2 separate regions of the Homo sapiens genome follow, and region 1 is linked to region 2. A link is an interaction called in ENCODE POLR2A ChIA-PET data of the cell type or tissue named here. Cell type or tissue: Panc1. All regions are shown on one strand. Each heading gives the region's core, and the rest is flanking DNA. Links, peaks and the distances in the headings are about the cores only. Region 1 overlaps SLC30A4-AS1 (SLC30A4 antisense RNA 1). Region 2 has its middle 7.2 kb from the start of BLOC1S6.

Evidence for each region. Peaks named below come from ENCODE experiments on the same cell type or tissue, not always from the same donor. Only the 100,000 strongest peaks of a DNase experiment are listed, where the experiment ranks them.
Region 1: POLR2A ChIA-PET joins it to region 2 with 9 read pairs; 6 of 35 experiments call an interaction of 5 or more read pairs at or near these places.

Annotation. Positions count from the first base shown.
Region 1 is chr15:45,491,453-45,507,399 of GRCh38, forward strand. SLC30A4-AS1 (SLC30A4 antisense RNA 1) reads left to right here. Exons shown (of 4, transcript XR_007064611.1): 4 at 5,661-8,596. The region is part of intron 3 of SLC30A4 (solute carrier family 30 member 4); the gene reads right to left. LOC124903596 (small nucleolar RNA U13) reads right to left here and starts at 235; the gene lies at 132-235. In Panc1, for the core only: no CTCF peak of the experiment used is centred there; no DNase peak of the experiment used is centred there.
Region 2 is chr15:45,573,375-45,586,996 of GRCh38, forward strand. No RefSeq gene overlaps it. Among named protein-coding and RNA genes, the nearest start is that of BLOC1S6, 7.2 kb to the right of the region's middle. RefSeq lists a silencer at 6,404-6,604. In Panc1, for the core only: no CTCF peak of the experiment used is centred there; no DNase peak of the experiment used is centred there; H3K4me3 peaks cover 493 bases; H3K27ac peaks cover 434 bases.

The DNA of each region.
Region 1 (15,947 bases), core at 7,880-11,879, 83 kb before region 2:
GGTGGCTCATGCCTGTAATCCTCCAACACTTTGGGAGGCTGAGACGGAAGGATCACTTGAGCCCATGAGTTTGAGATCAGCCTAGGCAACATAGTGAGACTCCGTCTCTCTTGGTTTTTCCCTTCCCTTCATGTCAAATGGGTAATGTGCCAACGTTGTAACAAGGTTCCAGGGTGGCACGTCTCACACATGTATGTGAACACCTAATTATCAAGCTCATGAACTACAAGAGGATCAAGACTCTATCTCTAAAAAACACATTAAAAATTAGCTGGACATGGTGGTGAGCACCTATGGTCCCAGCTACTCAGGAGGCTGAGGTGGGAGAATTGTTTAAACCCAGGAGGTCGAGGCTGCAGTGAACCGTATGCTACTGGACTCCAGCCTGGTCTCCAGAGCTGTCTCAAAAAAAAAAAAATCAATAAGAAAATTCATAATAAACAGAAATGGCCAAATTCTCAAAATCAGTCATAATAAATGAAATTCAGATAGGAATAAGATTTATTTCCTCCTATTAAATTGGCAAACTTTTTTTAAAAATCAAAAGTTTGATAATAGCCAGAGTTAGCAAGGATCTACCGGTGGAAGTATCAAATAGTATTACCTTTTTAGAGAGCCAATTGGTAAAACTAATCAAAACTTAAAATGTGTACATTACTTGATCTAACAATTGTACTTTTAGGACTCTACTTGATAGAAACACCTGCATGTGTGCAAAGATATCTACAAGGCTTTCACTGTAGCATTGTCTGTAGCATCCAAAAAAAAAAAAAAAAAAACTCTGGAGACATCCTAAATGTCCACCAAAGAGGAACTTCATAAGTTATGATTTATACATATATAGTGGGGATACCACACAACCATTTATTTTTTAAAAAAGGAAAAGAAGAAAAAAAATCAAACAAATTGATAATCACAAGAAAGTATTACATTTGGGAAGTGGTACTAGAAGTTTAGGGGATTTATTTTTCACTGCATTATTTTTGGTAATATTTAAAGTGTTTTAAGTTTTTACCATAAATGCATATTACCTTTAGACTAAAAAAATTTTCTTAAGGCATGCAAATATTCATGCCTTCATGAAGGCTATTAATTAAACGTTGTATATAATAGCAAATTATTGGAAACAACCAAAAAAGTGATTAGTAGGGACCTTGTAAGGTGGAATACTATGCATGTATAAAGAAGAAAAGAGCTTATTCTGGTAAGGAATAATGCCCAAAACATAGTGTTATGTGAAAAAAAGCAAAGTACACAACTGTGTATGATACATTACCATTTGTATAAAAAAAAAGAAAAAAGAGAATATATAAATAATCACCTGTAAATGCAATCTCCAGAAGGATTATACAAAATACTCATAAAAAACTAGTTATCTTGGGTGAGGAGAACTGGTGGCTGGGAGACAGGGATGACCTTGCCCTATATATGCTTTTGTACCATTTGAGTTTTTTACTATATAAATATGAAGCAAAATAATTTTGTATCTTTTCAAAATAACAAAAAGAGCAATGTGAAGTACATTTAAAAACAGTAAGGCCAGACGCGGTGGCTTATGCCTGTAATCCCAGCACTTTGGGAGACCAAGGCGGGCGGATCACCTGAGGTCAGGATTTCAAGACCAGCCTGACCAACATGGCAAAAGCCCGTCTCTACTAAAAATACAAAAATTAGCTGGGCATGGTGGTGGGTGCCTGTAATCCCAACTCCTTGGGAGGCTGAGGCAGAAGAATCGCTTGAACTCAGGAGGAGGAGGTTGCAGTGAGCCAAGATCACACCACTGCACTTCAGCCTGGGTGAAAATTAACATTATTATATGAAACAAGCGTTAACCCTCAAACAATAAAAGGAAGAAAATAATTTAAGGAATATTTTTCCTTTAGAGAAACCTGACACTAATCCTGTAAGTGTTAATAGGTAAAATAATCTGGAAAACTGTTATGTGGAACAACTCATTGCTCAAAAGTTGGTTAAGTATATTGGACTCTGACACATTTTCATTTCAATTTATAAATTATAACACAAAAAAATTATCTAGCAATTATAGGCTATTTCCTGAAGACACCTAATGTAGTTAAAACTCCTATAAAAACCGCTGGGCATGGTGGCTCACGCCTGTAGTCCCAGCACTTTGGGAGGCCGAGGCGGGCGGATCACAAGGTCAGGAGTTCGAGACCAGCCTGGCCAATATGGTGAAACACTATCTCTACTAAAAGTACAAAAATTAGCTGGGCGTGGTGGCGGGCCCCTGTAGCCCCAGCTACTCAGGAGGCTGAGGCAGGAGAATTGCTTGAACCTGGGAGGGTGGAGATTGCAGTGAGCTGAGATTATGCCACTGCAACCCAGCCTGGCCGACAGAGTGAGACTCTGTCTCAAAAACAAAAACAAAAAAAACACTCCTATAAAAACCTATGCATCAACAGAACAGATATAAGAATAAAACAAAAACATACCATTTCTATTCAAAAACCATGGAACACCTATTTCTAACATACAGATAATCATACTTTGAAAGAGATTAATATATTTTTAAAAGAGATATAAGCTGAAAAAGAGAAAAGACCAAATGAAATATACAAAGCTATGGAGAGACCTCTATATTAAGTACAGACTATACACTCTTTGAGGATATGGTCCAAGTCTTATTACATGTCATATTTACTGTAGTACTTAGGAGAGTAGTTCACATTGATAGCAGGTATTCAAATATTTATGGATGATTTTTTAGAATGAAATTAGTCAAGGGTTAAGCAAGGGAAGATGATAAAAGGCTATACAATTAAGAAAATGAAGCTAAATATGAATAATAGGTTATTACTTAATACCCCAAAAAACAAAAAGTAAATAAGTTAAAAGAGAAGGTGTAAGCCAAATAAAAAAAACACAAGGGATTTCTTGTCAAAGTTATAACTGCTGATGGTGAAGTACACATATAAAAATACTGTAAAGAGGCTGGGTGCGGTAGCTCATACCTGTAATCCCAGCACTTTGGGAGGCCCAGGTGGGCGGATCACCTGAGGTCAGGAGTTCGAGACCAGCCTGGCCAACATGGCAAAACCCCATCTCTACTAAAAGTACAAAAATTAGCTGGGCATGGTGGCAGCTGCCTGTAATCCCAGCTACTCAGGAGGCTGAGGCACAAGAATTGCTTAAACCTGGGAGGTGGAGGTTGCAGTGAGCTGAGATCACACCACTGCACCACTCCAGCCCGGGTGGCAGAGCGAGACTCTGTCTCAAAACAAAACAAAACAAAACAAAACTGTAAAGAAGAAATAATTTTAAAAATTCGAAACTGTAGAATCTCATGTGCTTGTGGTAGCCTCCTACCACCAGGAGAACTTTAACCAAGTACCAAGGCTGAAGCTAGCAGTTAGCTCACCATAGTTTTTAAGGTGCCCTAATCAAAATTTTAATATAAAAATTATAAAGCACGTGGTGGCTCACACCTGTAATCCCTGCTACTTGGGAAGCTGAGGGGGGAGGATCACTTGAGGTCAAGAGTTCAAGACCAGCCTGAGCAACACAGTGAGACCCTGTCTCTCCCCCCAAAATTGGCCAAGTGTGGTGGTATATGCCTGCTGTCCCAGCTACTTGGGAGGTTGAGGCGGGAGGATCACTTGGAGTTTGAGGCTGCAGTGAACTGCAACAGTGCCACTACACTCCAGCCAGGGTGAGAGTGAGACCCCTGTCTCTCAAAAAAAAAAAAAATTACAAAGCAATACACTTTACACTTATAAAGATTCACAGCCACATAAGTTAATGACATAGAGATGTGCTTGGTTATGAAAATTTAAAATTCATAATTAAAAATTACTTCAAAACCCCTTATATAATTAGGTTGTCTATACTTTCCAATTTTTCTGGGATAGTCCTAGTTTATGTTTGCTGTTCTGGCATAATTATGAATAGAGCCCCGTTTCACTCTCAAAACTGTTCTGGTTTGGATGATAAATTATAGTTACCCTAGTAGGTCTGTCAGATATAATATTGGATGCCCAGTTAAATTTGTATTTCAGACAACAAATAATTTTTTAGTGTAAGTATGTCCTACGCAGTATTTCAGATATATTAGGCATCCTATGAGTATGCTAAATCTGGCAAATCCCACACTCCAGTGATTTTACTAAACCACTTAAAAATCGCCTTTTTGTGAATTCTCAGATAAGGCAAACCTACATTCAAGATAAAGTGAAATGAAAGTCAAACACAGCGCATGAACAGAGCTCCTTGGCAGAAGGACTCCCACCCTTACAAGGCCCACTATATTCTGGCAGCCTGCAGCTGAAAAGTCAGTTCTCTATGCCACAGTTTTCACTCACATGAGAAGGATAAGAGATTCTAATACCTGCCTACGTTAACAGTAATGGAATTCAGCTGATTTCTAGAAACTCCCAAAATGGCATATTAAGATACTGCTATCAATGATATCCCTTTTCTAGTCATTAATAAGGAATGTGCCTCATTAATAAGGAATGTTGTTCCCTTGGTGAAAAGCAAAGACACTAGTCTGTTATCTTTTATAACAGTTATATGTCTTCTGGGATATAGACATATATCCCAAAATGTCTTCTGGGATAGAGTAGTAATAAATGCAAAAGGGAAAAAAAGTAAACTTTTAAGTAGATTGTTAGGGCTGAGATTTATAATTGGAAGTATAAAGCAAAGACAATACTATCTAACTAAAAATTCTAAGAGCAGAAATATAATCATTTATTCTGATAAAACAAAAAGCTCTTTCATTTGAATACATTAAGCTTTGGTGAAATACCATAAATAGGACTAACTTAGGGTTTAAAAATTTTTCCTTCATAATATTCTTAACATGATGGAATGCAGATAAAAACGGGCAAGATTCCGCTCCCTCCCACTCCCCCATTTAAGAGAGAGGGAAGCTTTCAATCAACAACCAAATTATGACCTGCTCCAATTTTCTCATTCTTGTTCTGGGTTGGTCTTCGGTCACATAACTTACAATAAAGTTTTCCAAGACAAAAGGAGTAAATTTCGGATTACTATTTCATTTTCTTAAAAGAGACTCAGGAACTTTCACAATTAAAATTCTGGATTTCTGTGAAAGCTACCACCCCATTAGCTTTAGGTAAATTCGTTTTTTTAAATAGAGACAGGGTATCACTATGTTGGCCAGGTTGGTCTTAAACTCCTTGCCTCAAGCAGTCCTCTCACCTCAGCCACTTTAAGTGAACTTGAATGGTCATCTTTCAATCAAAATAGAAATTTAGCATTTAAAAGTCTTGAAAAATGGCCGGATGTGGTAGCTCATGCCTACAATCCCTGCACTTTGGGAAGCTGAGGAGGACAGATTGCTTGAGCCCAGGAGTTTGAGACCAGCCTGGGAAACATGGTGAAATCCCATCTCTGAAAATATAAATAAATAAATAAATAAATAAATAAATAAATAAATAAAATAAATAGGTGTGGTAGCACATGCCTACAGTTCTAGCTACTCGGGAGGCTGAGGTGGAAGGATAGCTTGAGCACAGGAGGTCAAGACTGTAGTGAGCCTTGATCATGCCACTGCACTTCAGCCTGGGCAACAGAGCAAGTCCCTGTCTCAGAAAAAAAAAAGATTTTTATGAAAATACTACAAAACCATTAATATAGTTTTGTTTTATTTTGTTTTGTTTCTCTCTGTCACCCAGGCTGAAGTGCAGTGGCGCAATCTCGGCTCACTGCAACCTCCACCTCCCAGGTTCAAGCAATTCTCCTGCCTCAGCCTCCCGAGTAGCTGGAATTACAGGCACATGTCACCATGCTCGGCTAACTTTTTGGTATTTTTAGTAGAGACGGGGTTTCACCATGTTGGCCAGGGTAGTTTCAAATTCCTGACCTCAGGTGATATGCCAGTATCAGCCTCCCAAACTGCTGGGATTACAGGCATGAGCCACCGCACCCGGCCTAATATAGTTTTTAAAACATATTTTGCCAGCTAAGTCTACACATACATAATTAAATCACTCCACTTGGCTGAACTGGAGCATGAGAGGAGGGAGTAAGATGAGTTAATATGTGTATTTGCTACAAGATCACGGGTCTTTTCATTTGGCTGAAATACAAACAAATGTTTATAGTCAATGATCTAATAAAAACTAAAATACACCCTGAATTTCATATATAGAGAATAAACAGTTTGAATGGCTAATAAATGCTAAAAGAAAAAAATAAATAGGAGAAAACATAGATGATTATCAAGTTTTAATAGTACTATATGAAAATTGTTTACTGCATATTTTAAAACATCAATAAATTGCCAAAACTAGGAGTTTTCAAGGTTCACATGAAAAACACTGGATTCCTTCGCTGTCATCCTCTGTTATTTTCCATCAAGTACCTTATTCTTTCTCTTCCTAGGATTTATTACAATTTATTATTATTTTTATGTTTGTATACATATGTACTACCTATTTCCCCACCTATACTATTATTCATTCATTCAACAAGTAACTATGAGGCACTATAACAATATTTGCTTCAACTATGTAAACCACACACAACCCAAACATATTTATTTTCATGGGTGTTGTATAAATGTACTGGCCTACCATAACTGTTAACTTTGCTAATGCTATGATGCCAATAATGAGTATTGTTCACTTAACAAAACTCAGTTACAGTTTCACTTAAACTATGTAACACTTGTCTTTCCATTGCTTAAAAAAACTATATATAGCAAATATCTGAAGACAGGTTTCAGAGGTCTATAAAAATGAATAGGGAAGGAGAGTGGAGCTATATCCTCTCTTCTAATTCCTTTTGTGCTATTTTTCTTTTCTACCTTCTTCCAATAGAGGATAGGAAGGAAACAGAAGGAAAAAGAGTGGGCTATATTGGATTTGCCTAGGACTTCTAAACTAGTACACGTTGAGCACCCCTAATGAGAAAATTCAAAATTCGAAATGCTCCAAAATTTGAAACTTTTTGAGCACCAATATGATGCTCAAAGGGGCATTTCAGATTTTGGATTAAGGATGCTCAACCTGTATTTGTATTTCAACTCAGGCTAAAGACATCATAGAGGATTTTCAGTGGCCCACTGTCACCACCAGAATGGCAAGCTAAACTCCAAAGTTTGTCTTTCGATCTCCCCTTCCATTATAAATAATCTCCTACTTCTGCTTATTGCTCCCCCTACAACACACCCAAGATGCCTACTACTCTCAAGCTGACGTCTAGCTATCCAGCGTGGACTACCTCACTCATGTCTTCTTTCAGCCTCAATAAAAACTCCCATCCCTAGGAAGTTCTAGGAATTTATTCTTTTCCTATAGATGTTTATTTGATGTGATTAAATTCTAAGATGTGAATAATTAATAGGCATAACTTTTGTCAGTGGTGGGAGGAAGTTGTCAAAATGAATCACTAACTAGGAGATTATAGGTTATTTTTGGCTGTGTGTTTGCGGGAAGACTTCTTAGCTAAATAGTTTTCTATCCATAGAGCAAGAGGGGATAAAAAAATCCCAACTACATGGAATTAGCATTGTAACCAGGTACCTAACCCAGGACAATCCATCATCTAGCCAGCTCTGCCAGGGTTTCTGCTCAGTAAAACTATGTATCATTAGGAAAGACATCTATCCTATACTGTCACTTAGCCATGAGCCTAGGCTGATTTTTTTTTTTTTTTTTTTGAGACGGAGTCTCACTCTGTCACTCAGGCTGTAGTGCAGTGGCACCATCTCAGCTCTGCTTCCTGAGTTCAAGCGATTCTCCTGCCTCAGCCTCTCGAGTAGCTGGGACTACAGGTACCCACCACCATGCTTGGCTAATTTTTTTGTATTTTTAGTAGAGACGGGGTTTCACCATGTTAGCCAGGATGGTCTCAATCTCCTGACCTCGTGATCTGCCCGCCTTGGCCTCTCAGAGTGCTGGGATTACAGGAGTGAACCACTGTGTCTGGCTCAGGCTGATGATTTTTATTACCATAGTGCAAATCTTGCTTTTTATTTCAAATACAAACAACTCTGCTTACTACAGTCCTTTCACATGAGCATTATCTTTATCTAATTCGCACAACCTCTTCAGCCCACCGTCTGGAAAAAAAACCATATAAATATAGTCAATTACTTTCACCAGAAGGACAGAAGGATAGAAGGATAGAGGCAGAAAGCAAGCAAGCGGGTGGAGCCTGTTCTCTTTAGAATGGCATTTCCTCTTTGTCTGGAAAAGAATGCTATTCCTCCTGAGAACTTGTGGGATTTCTCCTACAGTGTGGTTTCATTACATTCAAAATTGTATTACCTTCCAGAATAAGATAGCATGCCCACAATCAAATAAATCCAGGCATTTAAAAATAACTCGCATATGGCCCCTAACCTGCTCTCCATCTTCCTACAAAAAGCTGATTGTAGTTTATTATAAAACAATAATGAAAGAAAATAGATGAAAAATAAAAACCTGAATGATTTTATACAATCTATGGTCTCACATGAAGGAAAAGTAGCAACAGAACAGAACTGACTCCTGGAATAGCCACTGTATCCCACAAATCTAAGACTACCCTTCTTTCACCTTGACTGATTTTTGCTAAAATGAACTGTTACATTGCAAATAAATTACCAAAGACTTATGAGTTTAAAGAGCATGTCTTGAAAAACTGTTATTTAATCATCAGAGTGAATCATCTTTTTTCCTACAATTTAGCTAAGAATTCTGACTGGGGGAGAAGAACGGTAGGCCATTTTGGAGCATGGAGCATCTTGAGAGATATGAAAAATCTGGGTAAGATGATATACAGGCAGGTAGAAGAGGGAAGGAAAAACAGAAGGCTGAAACTAACTTTTATTGGGAATTTACTCTATGCCAGAACCATGTTAGGTACTTTATTTTCCTTACCACATTATTTACTTTTCACAATTCTGCAATACAAATATTATTCCTAGTTTACAGAAGAAGAAACTTCTAGTTCAAGAGAGTAACTTACTCTCCAAAAGGTCATATAGATGGATCTCAGATTTGAACAAAAGATGATTTAGCCACGAAGTTCTAAGTGGTAAGAACTAAAGCAAACAAATAGGATCAGCCCCTCACTGAGATAAGGAAGAAAAAATTCCCTTCTGACAAATTTCTTTCTATACCCAAAATGGACCTTTAAGTCAGGTGTACAACCAGTACAACAGTACTATCCAGCTATGTTAAGGGTCTGTCTATCTATCTATCTATCTATCTATCTATCTATCTATCTATCTATCTATATGTTTTTGTTTTATTTTTATTTTTTTATTTTTTTTGAGACGGAGTTTCGCTCTTGTTGCCCAGGCTGGAATGCAATGGCACCATCTTGGCTCACCGCAACCTCTGCCTCTCAGGTTCAAGTGATTTTCCTGCCTCAGCCTCCCAAGTAGCTGGGATTATAGGCGGCCGCCAACATGCCCAGGTAATGTTTTGTATTTTTAGTAGAGATGGGGTTTCACCATGTTGGCCAGGCTAGTCTTGAACTTTTGACCTCAGGTGATCCACCCTCCTCGGCCTCCCAAAGTGCTGGGATTACAGGCGTGAGTATTTTTATAGTCTATTCTGTGAACATGACCACAGTTTTAGAATTATAGAAAAATGTGGCCAGGTGCGGTGGCTCACGCCTGTAATCCCAGCACTTTGGGAGGCCGAGGCGGGCAGATCACGAGGTCCGGAGATCGAGACCATCCTGGCTAACATGGTGAAACCCCGTCTCTACTAAAAATACAAAAAAATTAGCTGGGCGTGGTGGCAGGCGCCTGTAGTCCCAGCTACTCGGGAGGCTGAGGCAGGAGAATGGCGTGAACCTGGGAGGCGGAGCTTGCAGGGAGCCAAGATCGTGCCACTGCACTCCAGCCTGGGCAACAGAGCGAAACTCCATCTCAAAAAAAAAAATTATGGAAAAATGTTTTCAAGTTCCAAATATTTAGTCCCAAATTACAAAAACACCACTACTCTGAGTTTGGTAACTGGTTTCATTTACTCCCAAAACAAATGATTTAAGGATTATGCATTGTTCTAAATTGTCTGTTCCACAGCTTTCATGCCCTTATTTATTCAGCCTGAATACGCAAATTTATGTTTTTGTCTTGTTTTAGACAGAGTCTTGCTCTGTCCCCTAAGCTGGAGGGCAGTGGCGTGCACATAGCTCACTGCAGCCCTGACCTCCTGGGCTCAAGTGATCCTCCTGCCTCAGCCTCCTGAGTAGCTGAGACTATAGGTGCATGCCACCATGGCTGGCTAATTTTTTAAAAAGTTTTTGTAAAGATAGGGGTCTCGCTTTGTTGCCCAGGCTGGTCTCAAACTCAAGGGCTCAAGCAAACTTCCTACTATGGCCTCCCAAAATGCTGTGATTATAGGAGTGAGCCACCACACCTATCCAACAATTAGTGCCAGACACAGAGAGTTTAATATTACCTGTTCCTGTCCCTATTTAACTCATCATCTAGGAGACAGAGTTTCATAAAAATAGCTATAAAAGATGTGATAAATGCTGCTAACCACATATAAATTATTATGAGAACATGACATAGAGGATGATACTACTAATATCTAACTATCATTCACAGACACGAATCCTTTTTTTAAAAAATCCAAACTCATAAATAAATCAAACACGGGTGATTTCATTGTAAAAACAATTGTTTATTACATATTATATATTAGTGACTTTTTACTTTTTTTTTTTTTTTTTTGAGACAGAGTCTCACTCTTGTTGCCCAGGCTGGAGTGCAATGGCATGATCTCAGCTCACCGCAACCTCCACCTCCCGGGTTCAAGCGATTCTCCTGCCTCAGCCTCCTGAGTAGCTGGGATTATAAGCATGTGCCACATGTATTTTTAGTTGAGATGGGGTTTCTCCATGTTGGTGAGGCTGGTCTCGAAATCCAACCTCAGGTGATCCACTAGCCTCGGCCTCCCAAAGTGCTGGGATTACAGGCATGAGCCACCGCACCCAGCCTATATTTTTTTATTTTTTTGAGACAGGGTCTTGCTCCATCACCCAGGCTAGAGTGCAGTGGCCCGAACATGGCTCACTGTAGCCTCAACCTCCTGGACCCAAGCAATCTTCCTATCTTAGCCTCCCAAGTAGCTGGGACCACAGGTGTGTGCCACCACATCTGCTAATTTTTCTTTTTATAAAGACGGGATCTCCCTGTGTTGCCCAGGCTGGTCTCCAACTCCTGGGCTCAAGTGATCCTCCTGTCTTGGCCTCCCAAAGTGCTGCAATTAGAGGTATGAGCCACAGTGCCTGGACTATTAGTGACTTTAAAAGGTTCCATTCATCAGGCCTGGTGCAGTGGCTTATGGTTGTAATCCCAGCACTTTGGGAGACTGAGGTGGAAGGATAGCTTGAAGCTAGGAGTTCAGGACCAGCCTGGCAACAAAGCAAGACCATGTCTGTACAAAAAATTAAAAAATTAGCTGGGTATGGTGGTATATGCATGCAGTCCTAGCTACTCTGGAGGCTGCGAGGGTAAGATTTCTAGAGCTCAGGAGTTCGACGGTGCAGTGAGCTATGATGGTGTCATTGTATTCCAGCCTGGAAAACAGAAAAAGACCGTGTCTCGAAAAAAAAAAAAGACTCCATTCATCTAAAGATAATTTACACACGAATTTCAGAAATACATCTGCCTGTTTGTCTATTATCAGTTTCTATACACCTTCACATGTGTAATATACTTTTATTGAATACTAGATAATCCAAATTAGATACATGTATCAGCTGTAATTTGACATTAACCACAATATAAGTAAATATTAAAAACTCTTTATTACAGAAGGAGAAGCAAAGGCACAGTAAAACTATTTACCCTAGATCAACAGGACAAAAGAAGACCTGAAATTAATTTTCATTTCCTCATTTAATATTTTATTCAATAAAAGCTAATCCTTTTAGAAGGTCATGGACTCACTGGGCATTGTGGCTCACACCTATAATCCCAGCACTTTGGGAGGCTGAGGCGGGCGGATCACAAGGTCAGGAGTTCGAGACCAGCATGGCCAATATGGTGAAACCCCGTCTCTACCAAAATACAAAAATTAGCTGGGCATGGTGGTGGGCGCCTGTAGTCCCAGCTACTCGAGAGGCTGAGGCAGGAGAATCGCTTCAATCTGGGAGGGGCAGGTTGCAGTGAGCCAAGATCGAGCCACTGCACTCCAGCCTGGGTGACAGAGGGAGACTCCATTTCAAAAAAAAAAAGTCATGAACTCAAAACAAAAAAAAACAAACAGGCTGTGCATGGTGGCTCACGCCTGTAATCTCAACACTTTGGGAGGTGGGAGGCCGAGGTGGGCAGATCACCTGAGGTCGGGAGTTCAAGACCAGCCCGACCAACATGGAGAAATCCCATCTCTACTAAAAAGACAAAATTAACTGGGTGTGGTGGCACATGCCTGTAATCCCAGCTACTTGGGAGGCTCAGACAGGAGAATCGCTTGAACCCAGGAGGCAGAGGTTGCGGTGAGCTGAGATCGTGCCATTGCACTCCAGCCTGGGCAACAAGAGTGGAACTCAGTCTCCAAAATAAATAAATAAATAAATAAATAAAAATTTAAAAACAAGAAAAAATAGCTAATCTTTGGGTTACAGAAGAAACAAAAATGATTCCTTCTTCACTCCAGACCATTTGGAGGAACTGAGAGGGGAAGTAATAGCCTCCAGAGTAACTAAATAGACAGTACTTGATCATGTAAAGCTAATTCTCTATAAGAAAATTCCAGATTCAGTTTAAACTGTACAGAAAGAACTAATGGGAAGAGGAGAAAACTAAAATGTGAATAGCATATAACAACATCACTGTTTTACCATCAAGTAGAATTGCTCCTTCAATTTCTTTTATTTCTACCTTTTTAGCAAAACTATTCTCACTTGGGTGAGAACCCATTTTCATTGGTACTTCAAAACTATTCATAAGCAAAAATCAGTGTCAAAAATATTTAGTAACTTAAAAAAAACAAAAAGTATAAGTAGAGACGGACAAGAACTCCTCCTGCTTTCTCCCACTGGGCTCATCGTATTTCTGTTCCATTACATAAGAGACTAAAACTGACAAACTCTGTTTTATCGCTAACACCTAAAAGCAATAAATGTGATTTGTTACCATATTATGATAAAATTTAACCAAAAAATTTTAAAGATCGGATATTCTGCAGTTTACAGTGACATTTATGTATATATGCCTAAAAGCTACATATAAACCTTGAATTCATTTAAAATTATTTCCAAAGAATAAATGAAGGCTGCTTTTGAAGTGCCAGGCATTTTTCTAATTACTTTACAAATATTAACTCATTTAATATTTGTAATAACTCTATTATAAAGTAGGCACTACTATTAGTTTCCTTTTACAAATAGAAAATGGAGGCACAAAGATGTTAGGTAACTTGCCCAAGGTCAAACTGGTAGGAAGTTAGGGAGCCAGAGCTTGAGCCAAACTATTGGTCTCAGGGTCTGTTCTCTTGACAACTTCTCTTTGTTGCCTCTCATGGGTCCTTGTAAATACCAATCAAAAGTCTACAATCAACCGGGTATGGTGGCTCACGCCTGTAATCCCAGCACTTTGGGAGGCTGCGGTGGGAGGATCACATGAGGTCGGGAGTTCGAGACTAGCCTGGCCAACGTGGTGAAACCCCATCTCTACTAAAAATACAAAAATCAGCTGGGAATGGTGGCACACGTCTATAATCCCAGCTACTTGGGAAGCTAAGGCAGAAGAATCGCTTGAATCCGGGAGGTGGAGGTTGCAATGAGCCAAGATTGCGCCATTGCACTCCAGCGTGGGCAACAAGAGCAAAACTCCATCTCAAAAATTAAAAAAAAAAAAAAAAAGAAAGAAAAGAAAAAAAAAGGCTACAATCAATAGTCCATAAATAAATATAAACCAATCTAAAGCCTACAGAGAATGTGATCTTTTAAAGCAGAAACACATCCATATAACAACTAAAATGGCAATTACAGCTAAGCTATGGTTTGATATTTACTATTGTCAGATAGAGTGTAAAATTTCATTCTTCAGTGTAGAAGAAATTCCCAGGAAATCTAATTTTCTGCTTCCTCATGCAGAATCCCAAGACAATATCCTGTTTTCAATTTTTATTCAAAAGGAGCAAGGGAATATTACTTCTATCTGAATAGTTAAGTGGTTGTTCTCCTCCTTTAAGCTCTGACATTTTCAAACCAGAAGCTTCTATGTACTGTTATAAAGTGATCTGGAGGTGGAACTCTATATAGAATCACTGCCTCCAGGTCTAGAGTTGAGTATACAGTATACTGCCTATTGCATAAAAAAGGGTGGTGAGAAGCAGGATATGAACATATATATGTATTTGCTTATGTTTTCAAAAGGAAGTGCTGGAAGGATAGGCTAGAAACCAATTAAAAGGGTCTACTCTTATGGAATGGTATGGGGAGATGGAGTGGAGGGGAATGAAAGCAAGACTTCTCTGTGTTTTCTTTTAAAAAATAATTTTTGGCCAGGCATGATGGCTTATCTCTGTAATCCCAGCACTTTGGGAGGCCGAGGCGGGTGGATCACTTGATCTCAAGAGTTCAAAACCAGCCTGGGAAACAGGCTGCAGAGTTTGCAACCAGCCTGGGAAACAAAGCCTCGTCTCTACAAAAAATACAAAAGTTAGCCAGGCATGGTGGTGCATGCCTGTGGTCCCAGTCCCAGTCCCAGCTACTCGAGAGGCTGAGGTGGGAGGATTGCTTGAGCCTAGGAGGTCAAGGATGCAGGGGGCTGAGATCACGCCACTGCACTCCAGCCTGGACAACGGAGTGAGACCCACTCTCAAATAAATAAATTAATAAAATAAAATTTGACTTTTGCAACATGTTTTGCATATTTACAAAATAAATCAACAGAGAAAAAACCCATCCCTGTCCCACCCCACCATGTCATCAAAACAAAACAAAATTCAACAAGAATGGTAACAAACCAAGCTTCTTGTGGGGATTCCCTCTGTGAAGTTTTCAGGACCTGAATCTCCAAGTCTGGAATTAGAGATCACAAGAGCTACCCTACTTAAGTGTGTCCAAATGTAAATATATCTCTCCCCATAGAACTTCAAGAGATTACTCTGAAGCAATGGTACTGTGGAACTCAGGGACACCAACTGCTTTGGTTTACAGCTTTATTCATCAAATTCTATGTATCTTTGAATCTTCCTCAAGCAAACTAAGTTTTTTCTTCCAAATTTCCACCATTATTTCATAGAGCAGAATAAGTGAAATAAGGTCTATATCTAGATATCCCCTCATAATATTTCAGAATACAAAACAACAAAAAAAAGAAGATCCCAAAAGTTTCAGTGTGAAGCTTGAGTACCTTCTTAGCTCAGGAAATACCTATCTATCTATATCTTTAACAATTCCCTCCCTTTCATTTTTTTAGATGACTTTTAAAAATTGACATAAAATTCATGTAACAAAATTCACCATTTTAAAGTGTACAATTCAGTGGTTTTCAGTACATGTACAAGGTTGTGCAGCCATCATCACTACTAATTCCAGAACATGTTCAACACCTCAAAAAGAAATACCATATGCATTAAGTGGTTACTTCTTTTTATTTTTTAAGTTCTATTTTTCTGAGGTTCTTAATAGTAAGGCTTGGCTGGGGGCGGTGGCTCATGCCTATAAACCCAGCACTTTGGGAGGCCGAGGCGGGTGGATCACGAGGACGGGAGATCCAGATCATCCTGGCCAACATGGTGAAATCCCGTCTCTACTAAAAATACAAAAATTAGCCATGAGTGGCGGCGGGCCCCTGTAATCCCAGCTACTCTGGAGGCTGAGGCAGGAGAATCACTTGAACCTGGGAAGTGGAGGTTGCAGTAAGCCGAGACCGCGCCATTGCACTCCAGCCTGGGTGACACAGTGAGACTCTGTCTCAAAAATAAATAAATAAATAAATAAATAAATAAATAAATAATAAATTTCAGGAATAATTTTAATTTCAAAGAGCTATTTCT
Region 2 (13,622 bases), core at 9,160-13,159:
CTAGGAGCGCACTGACTTCACTTGGGAGATGTAAGGATCATGAAACCCTGGAGCTATTTTCCTATCACATTGAGAGAGCTCCTAGAGTGAATGCTACATAGGAGAAAGCAGAGTGGAGAATCAAAGGGAGAGAGAGGGAGAGATTCCTATTTTGGCTGAGGAGAAGACATAGAAATCCTTGAAGCCAGAGCAGCCCCCGGACTTTCAAGCTCAGTTGATCAAAACTTCCTTTGTTTGTTTAGGAAGGTCTGGACTTCTCTACTTGCTAGTTGGTTAGACAAAAATCTAATACAGCTAATGATTATCTTAGCTGGGCTTGAAACAAATCTTTTGACTTTAGCCCTTTGCTATTTCTTTTCTTGGGATATTTGAGGTGCTGCTTTTCTGGCTGGAAACCTCTGTGGGTGGTGGTGCCTTTGCCCAAGTTCTTGTCCTATGTCCAGGAAGAGTGATGTATGCAGACAAGTGGAGGGTGAGCAAGACGAAGAAGAACTTTACTGAGGGTCAGAACAGCTCAGAGGAGACCCGCGGTGAGCAGGTCCTCTCTGTGGGCAGGTCGTCCCATCGAGTGTGCAGCTCTCAGCAGAGAGGAGGCCTGGAGTGGATGGCTCCTCTCTGCTGACAGGTCATCCCCAAAAATGTTCATCTCTCAGCGGAGATGGTAGTTCCTCTATGCAGCTGGCCATCCTGATGTCTGCCCTGCTCTGGCTGAGTCTGGGGTTTTTATGGTTTTCATTCAGAGTGGGGAAAGTATATGCTGATTGGTCCATGGGCAGCAATAGGTGGGCTCAGGAAAAAGCACCACAAGTTCCCCCTCTGGTGGGCAGGACTGGTAGGACCTTCCCTGGCCTGAAAGTGGAGCTTCACTGGGGACCCACCCCCTTCCTCCCAGGAGCCTGTCTGCCTCTCACGGCCATTCATTGGCACCCAGGATGTTTGTGCCAAGAGGTGCCTGCAGGCCAGTGTTGAGCTACGTGCAGTCCCCCTCGGCTTCCCTCCCATGATCCTCATCACCCAAAGTCTGGAGGGGACTGATGTGGCTGGGGGCTGGTGTGTCAGCACTGCCCTGAGCATGAGCCCCCTGGCTGGGCTGCAACAATGCCGGGGCTCGGCTCCAACCTTGCTCCAGGATTAGAGCAGGAGCTGACAGTGGGAGAAGCCAGGCAGCAGGAACAGGTGCTGGCAGGGGGCTCTGGGAGAGAGCTGGCTCTGGGCTCCCAAGAGCACAGAGACCCCTGGGTCTGCAGCCGAAGGGCAGGGCTCCTGCCTGCTCCATGGATCGTATTTTCCTTTAAGGAACTACCCAGTGCCTCCCTGCTGTAGCTGGCATCTTGGCAATGGCCACTTTAGATGAGTCGCTGCTGCTATCATTTCTATGGAGGTATACCTCAGAAAGGTGTCCCTGACTATAAATGTCAAAACTGGTCATGTGCTTTTGTGAGTAATTTGAAAATCTGCCCTCTTTCTATAGAGACATACTGTCCTAAGTTGCTTTCTAATGTTCATTTTAAAAATTAAATCAAGAGAATGGGAAGACCAGCCATAGACTGGGAGAAAATATTTTCAAAAACATGTCTGATAGGCCAGGTGCAGTGGCTCACACCTGTAATCCCAGCACTTTGGGAGGCTGAGGCAGGCAGATCACCTGTGGTCACGAGTTTGAGACCAGCCTGGCCAACGTGGTGAAACCCTGTCTGTACTAAAAATACAAAAATTAGCCAGGTGTGGTGGTGCATGCCTGTAATCCCAGCTACTTGGGAGGCTGAGGAATGAGAATCACTTGAACCCAGGAGGCAGAGGTTGCAGTGAGCCAAGACTGCACCACTGCTCTCCAAGCTGGGTGGCAGAGTGAGACTTCGTCTCATAAAAACAAAAAAACAACAACAAAAAAACCATGTCTGATAAAGGACTATTATGCAAAATATACAAATAACTCTTAAAACTCAGTGATAAGAAAACAAACAACTTGCTTCAAATATGTGTAAAAGATGTCAACTCACATCTCATTGAAGAAAATATATAGATAGCAAAGAAGCATATGAAAAGATGCTCAACATCATATGCCATTAGGAAATTGCAGATTAAAACAATGAAATACCACTACACACCCATTACAATGGGTGAAATTCAAAATACTGACCCCACCAAAGGCTGGTGTGGACGTAGAACAACAGGAACCCTCATTCATTGCACGTTGGTATGCAAAATGGTACAGCCTCTTTGGAAGAGTGTTTGGTAGTTTCTTACAAAACTAAACATACTCTTACCTTATGATCCAGAAATCTCACTGCTTGGTATTTACCCAACTGATCTGAAAACTTACGTATACACAAAAATCTGCACATGGCGTTTATAGCAGTTTCATTTATAATTGCCAAAACTTGAGAACAACCAAGATGTCTTTCAGTAGGTGAATGTACAAGCTGTGGTATATCCATACAATGGAATATTATTCAGTGCTAAAAGAAATGAGCTCTTAAGCCATGAAAAGATATGGAGGAAGCTTAAATGCATATTACTAAGTGAAAGAAACCAGTCTGAAAAGACTACATACTATACAATTCCAATTATGTGACAATCTGGGAAGGGCAAAACTATGCAGTCAAAAGATCAGTGGTTGCCAGGAGTTGCAGGGAGAGAGGGGTGAATAGGTGGGCACAGATGTTTTGGGGCAGTGGAGCTATCTTGTATGACACTCCAGTGGTGAATATATGCAATTATACATTTGTCAAAACCCATAGAATGGGGAATATCAAGAGTGAATCCTAATGCAAACTATGGACTTTGAGTGATGATGATGTATTAATGTAGGTTCATTGATTGTAATACGTGAATCATTTTGGTGGGAGATGTTGGTAGTGAGGGGTATGAGTGTGTATGAGCAGGGGACATAGGGGACCTCTGTACTTTTTGCTCAACTTTGTTGTAAACCCAAAACTGTTCCAAAAAATAAAGTCTAGGCCGGGCACGGTGGCTCACACCTGTAATCCCAGCACTTTGGGAGACCGAGGCAGGTGGATCAACTGAGGTTGGGAGTTTGAGACCAGCCTGACCAACATGGAGAAGCCTTGTCTCTACTAAAAATACAAAATTAGCCAGGCATGGTGGTGCATGCCTGTAATCCCAGCTACTCGGTAGGTTGAGGCAGGAGAATCACTTGAGCCCGGGAGGCGGAGGTTATGGTGAGCTGCAGCACCACTGTACTCCAGCCTGGGCAACAAGAGCGAAACTCCGTCTCAAAAAAAAAAAAAAAAAAAGTCTATAAAAAAAAATCCCATTCTAAAAAAACCTGACTTTTCTCAGATTGCCTCAAGAAGAAAGACTCTAATAGAAGAAAACTCTAATTGCTGGCACCTGTGATAGTCACTGATGCTATTCACTTTCTGTTTTTCTCCTTTCCCAAGCACCTGTGAGGAAAATGCTTCCCCACCCCTTTGATGTTGGGTGTAGCCATGTGGCTGGCTGTGGGTAATGAAATGTAACCTCTGTCACCTTAAGGGTGAAAGTCTTCAAGAGTTAGTGTGCAATTTGCCATGTTTCTTCTTCCCATGGTAATGACTGGGGGTGTTCCTCCTTGTGGTGGAGGCTGTCAGCCTGGGTCTCTGAGTGAAGACTGTGAAGCAGAGTCCTTCATAAAATAGATGTGTGTGTGTTAAGTCGTGAGATGTGAAGGTTATTACAGGACCACAGCCTAGCCTGCCCTGACTGTACAGTAGTATCTGATATCATACCTCTAGTTCTCTAGTGACCCTCGAATAACATAAAAGAGATAAGGCAAGTTGAATTTCAATCTCTTATTTTAATAAATTACTTTAGGCCGGGCGTGGTGGCTCATGCCGGTAATCCCAGCACTTTGGGAGGCCGAGGCAGGTGGATCACCTGAGGTTGGGAGTTTGAGACCAGTCTGGCCAATATAGTGAAATCCTGTCTCTACTAAAATATGTTAAAAAAAAAAAATTAGGCCGGGCGCGGTGGCTCACGCCTGTAATCCCAGCACTTTGGGAGGCCGAGGCGGGCGGATCATGAGGTCAGGAGATCGAGACCATCCCGGCTAAAACGGTGAAACCCCGTCTCTACTAAAAATACAAAAAATTAGCCGGGCGTAGTGGCGGGCGCCTGTAGTCCCAGCTACTTGGGAGGCTGAGGCAGGAGAATGGCGTGAACCCGGGAGGCGGAGCTTGCAGTGAGCCGAGATCCCGCCACTGCACTCCAGCCTGGGCGACAGAGCGAGACTCCGTCTCAAAAAAAAAAAAAAAAAAAAATTAGCCAGGGTGGTGGTGCTACACGGGAGACTGAGGTAGGAGAATTGCTTGAACCCGGGAGACTGAGGTAGGAGAATTGCTTGAACCTGGGAGGCAGAGGCTGCAGTGAGCCAAGATCGTGCCACTGCACTCCAGGCTAGGTGACAGAGCAAGACGCTGTCTCAAAAAAACAAAAAAAATTACTTTAGTGTTTATATGAAAATAGAAGTTTGGGCTGGGTGCAGTGGCTCACGCTTGTAATCCTAGCACTTGGGAGCCTGAAGCAGGTGGATCACTTGAGCTCAGGGGTTCAAGACCAGCCTGGGTAACATAGTGAGACCCTGTCTCTACAAAAAAATATAAAAATTAGCCAGGTGTGATGGTGCGCTCCTGTAGTCCCAGCTACTTGGGGGGGCTGAGGTGGGAGGATCTCTTGAGCCTGGGAGGTTGAGGCTACAGTGAGCCATGATTGTGAAATTGCACTCCAGCCTGGGCATAGAGTGAGACCCTGTCTCAAAAAAAGAAAATAGAAGTTTGAACAAAACTTGGCTTGTATTTGCTTATGTAAGATATTGCAGCTGGGCATGGTGGCTCATGCCCATAATCCCAACACTTTGGGAGGCCGAGGTAAGAAGACTGCTTGAGCCAGGAGTTTGAGACCAGCCTGGGCAACACAGGGAGACCCCCCCCCCCCCACCATCTCTACAAGAAATTAAAATAAATTATTGGGTCATGGTGGTACCTGACTGTGGTCCCAGCTACTTGAGAGGCTGAGGTGGGAGGATTGCTTAAGCCCGGGAGGTTGAGGCTTCAGTGAGCCATGATCACTAAAATAAAATGTTTCTAGTAATTGTGTTCATTTTCTAAAAATTTCAAAAGCCATTGCTTTTGACTTCTGCATATATTTTGCAAAACTTTTTGGTGGCAGAGTTAGGAGGAGGTGTTGGTGAAATAATCCATGTAAAAATATGTTTGTTATATAATGCAAGGAATGAATGTGGAAAGTGTAGCAGAGTTACAGTGGGTGGAAGTATTTCAGCACTTTGCTAATGTGAAAGAATATTTCTTATGTAAATACAAGTGAAAAGTGGTTTTTAAAAAAGTGGCTAACCATAGGCAAAATGGTAAACTGTTTTTCTTTAGTAATTAATTTCTTTGATTTTCTACTTACAATTTCTTCCCTTCCTTTTAATTATTTTGCAAGAGCATCAGCCTATATGAATGTGTTCATATTTTCAACATCTATCCAATAGAAGCATAAGGTCATGGGCTGTAATATCTTTCTCTTGTGTATCTTCCCCCTTCTCCTCCCTTTTTCTCTGCAGCCCTGGTAATTACATCTTTTTATTTTATTTTATTTTTTCTTTTTCTTTTTTTGAGTCAGAGTCTCGCTCTGTCACCTAGGCTGGAGTGCAGTGGTGCGATCTTTGCTTTCTGCAACCTCCGCCTCCCGGGTTCAAGTGATTCTCGTGCCTCAGCCTCCTGAGTAGCTGGGATTACAGACATGAGCCACTGCGCCTGGTAATTTTTTGTATTTTTAGTAGAGATGAGGTTTCCCTGTGTTGGCCAGGCTGGTCTTGAACTCCTTGCCTCAAGTGATCTGCCCACCTCCGTCTCCTAAAGTTCTGGGACTACAGGCGTGAGCCACTGCACCCGGCCAGTCCCTACATCTTACTGAAATATTTTGCGCCACCCCCTGCTTTGTCTTCCCCCAACACTTTCTTCTGTTTTTGGAAAAAGATCAAAAGAGAGATAAATGGGAGGGTGGAAATAAATGCCTGTGAGAGAAGTAGGTCAAACACATTCTAAATATAGGACATCTGATCCATAAAAGGAATAAAAAATATTCATGGACTAATATTTTTTTCTTTACTTGAATCTCTTACCCACCTTCTCCCTTTAGGTCAGCAAAAAATAAAGGATATAGAAACATTTAAAACAGCAAAACTGAAAGGTGAATAAAGTTTTGATTTATTTATTGCATTATATTTGCTCTTCCTCTTTTGCATTTCATAGTCCTTGAAATCCAATGGCCTTATTTTTGCTATGAATATAACACACACACACACACACACACACACACACACACACACACACAAAGTGTTTAACACTTTCTAGATATAGTTTCTTTGAACTAACTTATTCAGAGCTACATTTTATGTTCTTTTATCTTCTTAAATTCTTTTGGTCTAACAGACTATGCAACACCTTTCTCTATTAGGTCCTCCTACTAACCATTTAATCTGTGTCACTGCTGTATTCTCCAGAGGACAGTTAGTGCCTTGAGGCCCTTGAATCTGAAGTATATTTTTGCTACTCATGATGTTTTTCTCCTGCCTGAAAGACTTTACTAATTTTTCTCTTCAGATTACATTTTACCTGTCTTTTAAGGTATGGCTTAAATCCCAATTCCTCTATTAAATTTTAAAACTTTCCCTAGTTACTTTCCACTTGTACACTATACAACTGCACATCTGTGATAGGATGAATAATGCCCCCCCAAAGACGTCCATATTCAAGTCCTTGGAGTCTGTGAATGCTAGCCTCCATGGCAAAAGGGACTTTGCTGATGTAATTAAATTAAGGACCTTGAGATGGGAAGAGTATCCTGGATTATGCAGGTGGGCTTAATGTAATCACAAGAGTCCTTATATAAAGGAGGAAGGAGGATCAGAGTGGGAAAGATGGTGATGTGACAATGAAAGCAGGGGGAAAAAGGCCATGTGATGTGGGGCCATGAGACAAAAAAGTTGCAGCCTCTCTATAAACTGGAAGAGGCGAAATTCTAGGGAAGCAGATTCTTCCCTGGAGCCTCCAGAAGTAAGCAGCTGTGCTGACACCTTCATTTTTAGCCCACTGAGCCTGATTTTAGACTTCTAAGCTCCAGACCTATAAGAAAATAAAACTGTTGGCTGGGCACTGTGGCTCACGCCTGTAATCCCAGCACTTTGGGAGGCCGAGGCGGGCAGATCACGAGGTCAGGAGATCGAGATCATCCTGGCTAACAGGGTGAAACCCCACCTCTACTAAGAATACGAAAAATTAGCCGACGTGGTGGCGGTCGCCTGTAGTTCCAGCAACTGGGAAGGCTGAGGCAGGAGAATGGCGTGAACCCAGGAGGCGGAGCTTGCAGTGAGCACACATGGTGCCACTGTACTCCAGCCTGGGAGACAGAGCAAGACTCTGTCTCAAAACAAACAAACAAACAAACAAAAAAACATAAAACTGTGTTGCTTTAAGCTACCAGGTTTGTAATTTGTTACACCAGCCATAGGAAACTAAGATGACATCATGTCCTTTACATTCCTCCAGGTCCTGTTCCACATAATTCAGCACTTTATTGTCATGCTCACTAATTCTACTATGTTTAAATGGTAGAATATAAATTCTTGGTGGACAGGAATCAGGATTTTTACTTTTACCCCCTACAATGCCTTCCAGTTCTAGATATTCAGATGTTTGGAGTGAATTATAACTTCGGTGCATAAAAGGGAATGGGAGCGATGAAAGGCATTTTAAAAGAGATATAAATCAACAAACTGTATTTACATCCTTGCAATCAAATTCTAGTATTTTGCTTTTGAGCTCTGTGCCACATGCAGTGTTATGTTAAGCATATAGCAGCCATTTCACAGAGACTGGAACACAAAGGGTATTCAACAAACACCTGATGTGTTAGTAACCCCAAGAAAGGGTTCTTGGGTCGCATGCAAGAAAGAATTTGGGATGAATCCACAAAGTAAAGTGAAAGCAAGTTCATTAGAGAAGTAAACAAACAAAAGCATGGCTACTCGCCAGGCGCGGTGGCTCACGCCTGTAATCCCAGCACTTTGTGAGACCGAGGCAGGCGGATCACGAGGTCAGGAGATCGAGACCATCCTGGCTAACACAATGAAACCCCGTCTCTACTAAAAATACAAAAAATTAGCCTGGCATAGTGGCGGGCGCCTGTAGTCCCAGCTACTTGGGAGGCTGAGGCAGGAGTATGGCGTGAACCTGGGAAATGGAGCTTGCAGTGAGCCGAGATCGCACCACTGCACTCCAGCCTGGGCGACAGAGCGAGACTCCGTCTCAAAAAATAAAAAAGAATGGCTACTCCATAGGCAGAGCAGTGGCATGGGCTGATTGGCTCAGTGTACTTATGGCTATTTCTTGATCATATGCTAAACAAGGGGTGGATATTCAATGAGTTTTCCAGGAAAGGAGGGGGAGTTCCTGGAACTGGGGGTTCCTCCCCTTTTTGGACCATATAGAGTAACTTCTGGACGTTGCTATGGCATTTGTAAACTGTGATGGTGCTGGTGGGAGTGTCTTTTAGTGTGTTAATGCATTAAAATTAGTGTATAATGATCAGTGAGTATGATCAGAGGTCACTTTTGTCACCATCTTGGTTTTGGCCAGGTTCTTTACTGCATCCTTTTAATCAGCGGGGTCTTTGTGACCTGCATCTTGGGCCAACCTTCTGTCTCATTCTGTTACTAAGAATGCCTATCCTGGGAATGCAGCCCAGCAGGTCTCAGCCTCATTTTACCCAGCCTCTGTTCAAGACAGAGTCACTCTGCTTGGAATGCCTCTAACAGATGCATTGAGCTGAAATCTGTGGGGGTAGAGGGAAAAGGAGAAAGGGAAAAGCAAGATGGGTTTGGTACAAAGTCCGCCTTGTCTATTTAGCTGATTAGTTTTTGTCATATTAAGTAAAGTTAAAATGCTGAAAAAGATCATCAAATTTCCAACATGAATTGTTCTGTAAAGCAAAATAGAAGATAATTAAAAATTGGCAGGGTGTCACCATTTAATTTCATCCACTGAATTTAAATAACCAGTATTTTGGCCAGGTGTGGTGGCTCCACCTGTAATCCTAACACTGGGAGGCTGAGGCAGGAGGATCACTCAGGCTCAGGAGTTCAAGGCAAGCCTGGGCAAATAGTGAGACCTTGTTTTTATTTTAAATAATAATAAAAAATAACCAGTATTTTCAAATTCATGTAATATGGTTAATACTGTGCTAAGACATAAAGAGGTACAGGCAACCCATAGGACATGGCTTCATTCTAAATGGCTTTACTATCTAGTTAGGAGATAATGCTAACAACCAACTAAGGTTGCCAGGCAGTTTATCAAATGTCATATTGTGTGACGCAGACTTTACAGATTATAGATATCTGGAAATGGGGCTAGAGAATCAATACTTACTTCATTCATTGAATATTGGTTGAGAACCTATTATGATTCTCTGTGAATAAGAGCGTATGTTCGGAGTTTGCAATCTAATAGAGGGAGACAAGGGAAATAACTAATACAGAATAATTTAAGTGGACAGGCATGGTGGCTCATGCCAGTAATCCCAGCACTTTGGGAGGTTGAGGCTGGCAGATCGCTTGAGTTCAGGAGTTTGAGACCAGCCTGGGCAACACAGCAAAACCCGTTTCTACCAAGGGGGAAAAAAAAAGAACGGATTAAGTGCTAAAATAGCAGGATGCTTTGTAGTTGATAAAGGGTTATTACCGTAACTTCTGAATGAAAGGAGTAGTGGGATTGTGAATGATTTTAAAGTAAAGGCTTTAAGACTGAGCCTTGGAAGAGAAGTAGGATTTTTTTTTTTTTTTGAGACAGAGTCTTGCTCTGTCACCCAGGCTGGAGTGCAGTGGTGCTATCTCGGCTTACTGCAACCTCCACCTCCCGGGTTCAAGTGATTCTCTGCCTCAGCCTCCTGAATATCTAGGATTACAGGCGTGTGCCACCACGCTCAGCTGTTTTGTGTTTTTGGTAGAGACAGGGTTTCACCATGTTGGCCAGGCTGGTCTTGAACTCCTGACCTCAGCTGATCTGCCTCCCAAAGTGCTAGGGATTACAGGTGTGAGCCACCGCACCCAGCTGAAAAGTAGGACTTTGAAAATGTTGATTAAGTCAAACTCTGTAAAATATTTGAAGACATTTATTTTGAGCCAAATGTGAGTGACCAATGGCCCATGACACAGCCCCAGGAGATCCTGAGAACATATGCCCAAGGTGGTCAGGCAGTTAGCAGAAAGGGGTACTGATTCAGACCCCAGGAGAGACTTCTTGGATTTCGCAAAATAAAGAATTCGGGTGAGTCCATAGAGTAAAGTGAAAGCAAGTTTATTAAGAAAGTAAAGGAATAAAGAATGGCTACTCATGGGCAGAGCAGCGGCTTAGGCTGCTCACTGATTACACTTATAGTTATTTCCTGATTATATGCGAAATAAGGGGTGGATTATTCATGAGTGTTCCGGGAAAGGGGTGGGCAATTCCTGGAACTGAGGGTTCTTCCCCTTTTTAGACCATATAGGGTAACTTCCTGATGTTGCCATGGCATTTGTAAACTGTCACGGTGCTGGTGGGTGTGTCTTTTAGCATGCTAATGCATTATAATTAGCAAATAATGAGCAGTGAGGATGACCAGAGGTCACTTTTGGCACCATCTTGGTTTTGTTGGGATTTGGCTGGCTTCTTTACCACATGCTGTTTTATCAGCAAGGTCTTTGTGACCTGTATCTTGTGCCGATCTCCTATCTCATCCTGTGACTAAGAATGCCTAACCTCCTGGGGATGCAGCCCAATAGGTCTCAGCCTCATTTTACCCAGTCCTATTCAAGATGGAGTTGCTCTGGCTCAAATGCCTCTGACAAGGCTACAGTGTAGTTTTATATACTTTAGGAAGACCTAAGACATTCATCAAAACATGTAAGATGTACATTGGCTTGGTCTTGAAAGGCGGGACACCTGGAAGCGGAGACTTCAGGGTCACAGGCAATTCAAAGATTATCAGGCTGGCGTGGTGGCTCACGCCTGTAATCCTAGTGCTTTGGAAGGCTGAGGTGAGAGGATCGCCTTAGGCCAAGAGTTCCAGAGCAGCCTGGGCAACATACGGAGACTCTACCTCTATATTAGGAAATAAACAAACAAAAAAGACTTAAGTTATTATCTAAAGACCTGGAGTCAATAGAATGTCTGGGTTAAGATATGGGGTTGTGGACACCAAGGTTGTTTTTTTGAGACAGAGTTTTGCTCTTGTCGCCCAGGCTGGAGTGCAATAGTGTGATCTCGACTCACTGGAACCTCCACCTCCCAGGTTCAAGTGATCCTCCTGCCTCAGCCTCCCGAGAAGCTGGGATTACAGGCACCCGCCACCATGCCTGGCTTTTTTTTTTTTTTTTTGTAATTTTAGTAGAGACAAGGTTTTAGTCACCATGTTGTCCAGGCTGGTCACGAACTCTTGACCTCAGGTGATCTGCCTGCCTCGGCCTCCCAAAGTGCTAGGATTACAGGCGTGAGCCACCACACCTGGCCCAAGACCTAGGTTTTTTTTTTTTTTGAGACAGAGTTTCATTCTTGTTGCCCAGGCTGGAGTGCAGTGGTATGATCTTGGCTCACCGCAACCTCTGCCTCCTGGGTTGAAGCAATTCTCCTGCCCCAGCCTCCCAAGTAGCTAGGATTACAGGCATGGACCACCACGTCTGGCTAATTTTGTATTTTTAGTAGAGACGGGGGTTTCTCCAGGTTGGTCAGGTTAGTCTCGAACTCCTGACCTCAGGTGATCCACCTGCCTTGGTCTCCCAAAGTGCTGTGGTTACAGGCGTGAGCCACTGTCCCTGGCAGAGATCAAGGTTTTATTATGCAGATGAAGCCTCTGGTAGAGCTCTTATCAGACCTAAAAAGGTGCCAGACTTGGTTAATTCCCTCCTGGGTAAGGGAAAACACCTGGAAAGGAACAGGGCTTTTCTACAGACTGTAGGTTTTCCCCCACAAGATACAGCTTTGCAGGGCCATTTAAAAATATGTCAAAGGAATATATTTTGGGGTTAAATAATTCAATTTCCTTCAGGGCCTGCTATCTGTCGTGATGCTATACTAGAGTCAGGCTGGCTTGGTGTCAAAAATAAAGTTCTAGAAAAGCTAGAAAAAGTCTGGCAGTCTTAAGATCTGTTTTCATGTGAATGCTGTTCAGCTCAGCCTGAATTCCAAAGGGAGGAGGGTATAATGAGCCATGTCCGACCCACCCCCGGGACTAACCCCCCCATCCCCACTTCCATCTAGATGATGGAATAACTAGATTTTCAGGTTTACTTTGGAATGCCCTTGGCCAAGAGGTGAGGGGCAGGGGGTCCATCAGTCAGTTGTGGGGTTTATAATTTTATTTTTGGTTTACAAAAGGATAGAATATTTCAGGTTGAAGCATAGGCAAGAGCACTGCAGACATGAAAGGGCATAATTTTAGGAGAATGCTCACATGGAATAAAGAATGTCTTGAAGGGTATACCGTACATTATTATTGGTGTTATAACAAGTTATCACAAACTTAAGACACAGATTATTTCACAGTTCTGTTGGTCAGAAGTCCAACATTGATCACATGAGGATAAAATCAAGGTGTCATCAGAGCATTAGAGAGGCTTCAGGGGAATGTTTCCTTACCAGTTCCAGCTTCTGGAGGTCACCCACAATGCTGGAGGCTCCCTTCCTCTATATTCAAAGCCAACAATGTTGTATCTCTCTAATCATTCTTCATAGTTACTTGTCACTCTTGACTCTCTTTTGCAGTTTTGGAGGCCCTATGATTACAATCAGCCCACTGGAACAATCCAGGATAATGTTTTTTTTTTAAGATGGAATCTCGCCCTGTCGCCCAGGCTGGAGTGCAGTGGAGCTGCTCAGCTCACTGCAACCTCTGCCTCCCTGGTTAAAGCGATTCCAGGATAATCTATTTCAACACCAGGTAATTAACAACCTTAATTCCCATTTGCTATGCAAGCTAACATATTCACAGCTTCTGGTGTTCAGGCTGTGGACATCTTTGAGGGGCTAGTATTCTGCCTACCAGAGTTAATAAGAAGGAGCTAATACTAAGAGGAAAAGAGGCCCAAAGAGGAAAGTGTGTGAATGCACTGATAAAGGCAATGGGGAACCAGTGCAAGTTTCTGAGTCTTGCAAATTCTTATTTTTTTGAAATAAGCTTTGGTTGCAGCTGAGAAAACTGAACAGGCATAATTGGGGAGCAACATTAGGAGGCCACCATTACAGTTGAGATGAGAGGGTATAAGCTAGAGATGGCAGAGCTAAATCGTTTTCTTTGGTCCAAAGCTGCCTATGCCCTTTTCTAAGTGTTTTCCAACAGAATTCATGAGATCATTCCACAGGATCTCAGCAAGTGCAGTTTCTGATAACTTGGCCGAATTTGTTCAGTAGCTGCTGCAACGGAGGGCTTAAATCTTTCATCTACACTTAACAAGGGGAGCCCGGAAAAGTGGCAAAACCCTAGTTAGCAAGGCTGAGGCTCGCAGAGACCTAGGCATCGAATTTTTTAATGGTCCAAATCGCAGGGAAAGCGAGCACTCCCTGTTCTGAAGGTTTTCCCTAAAC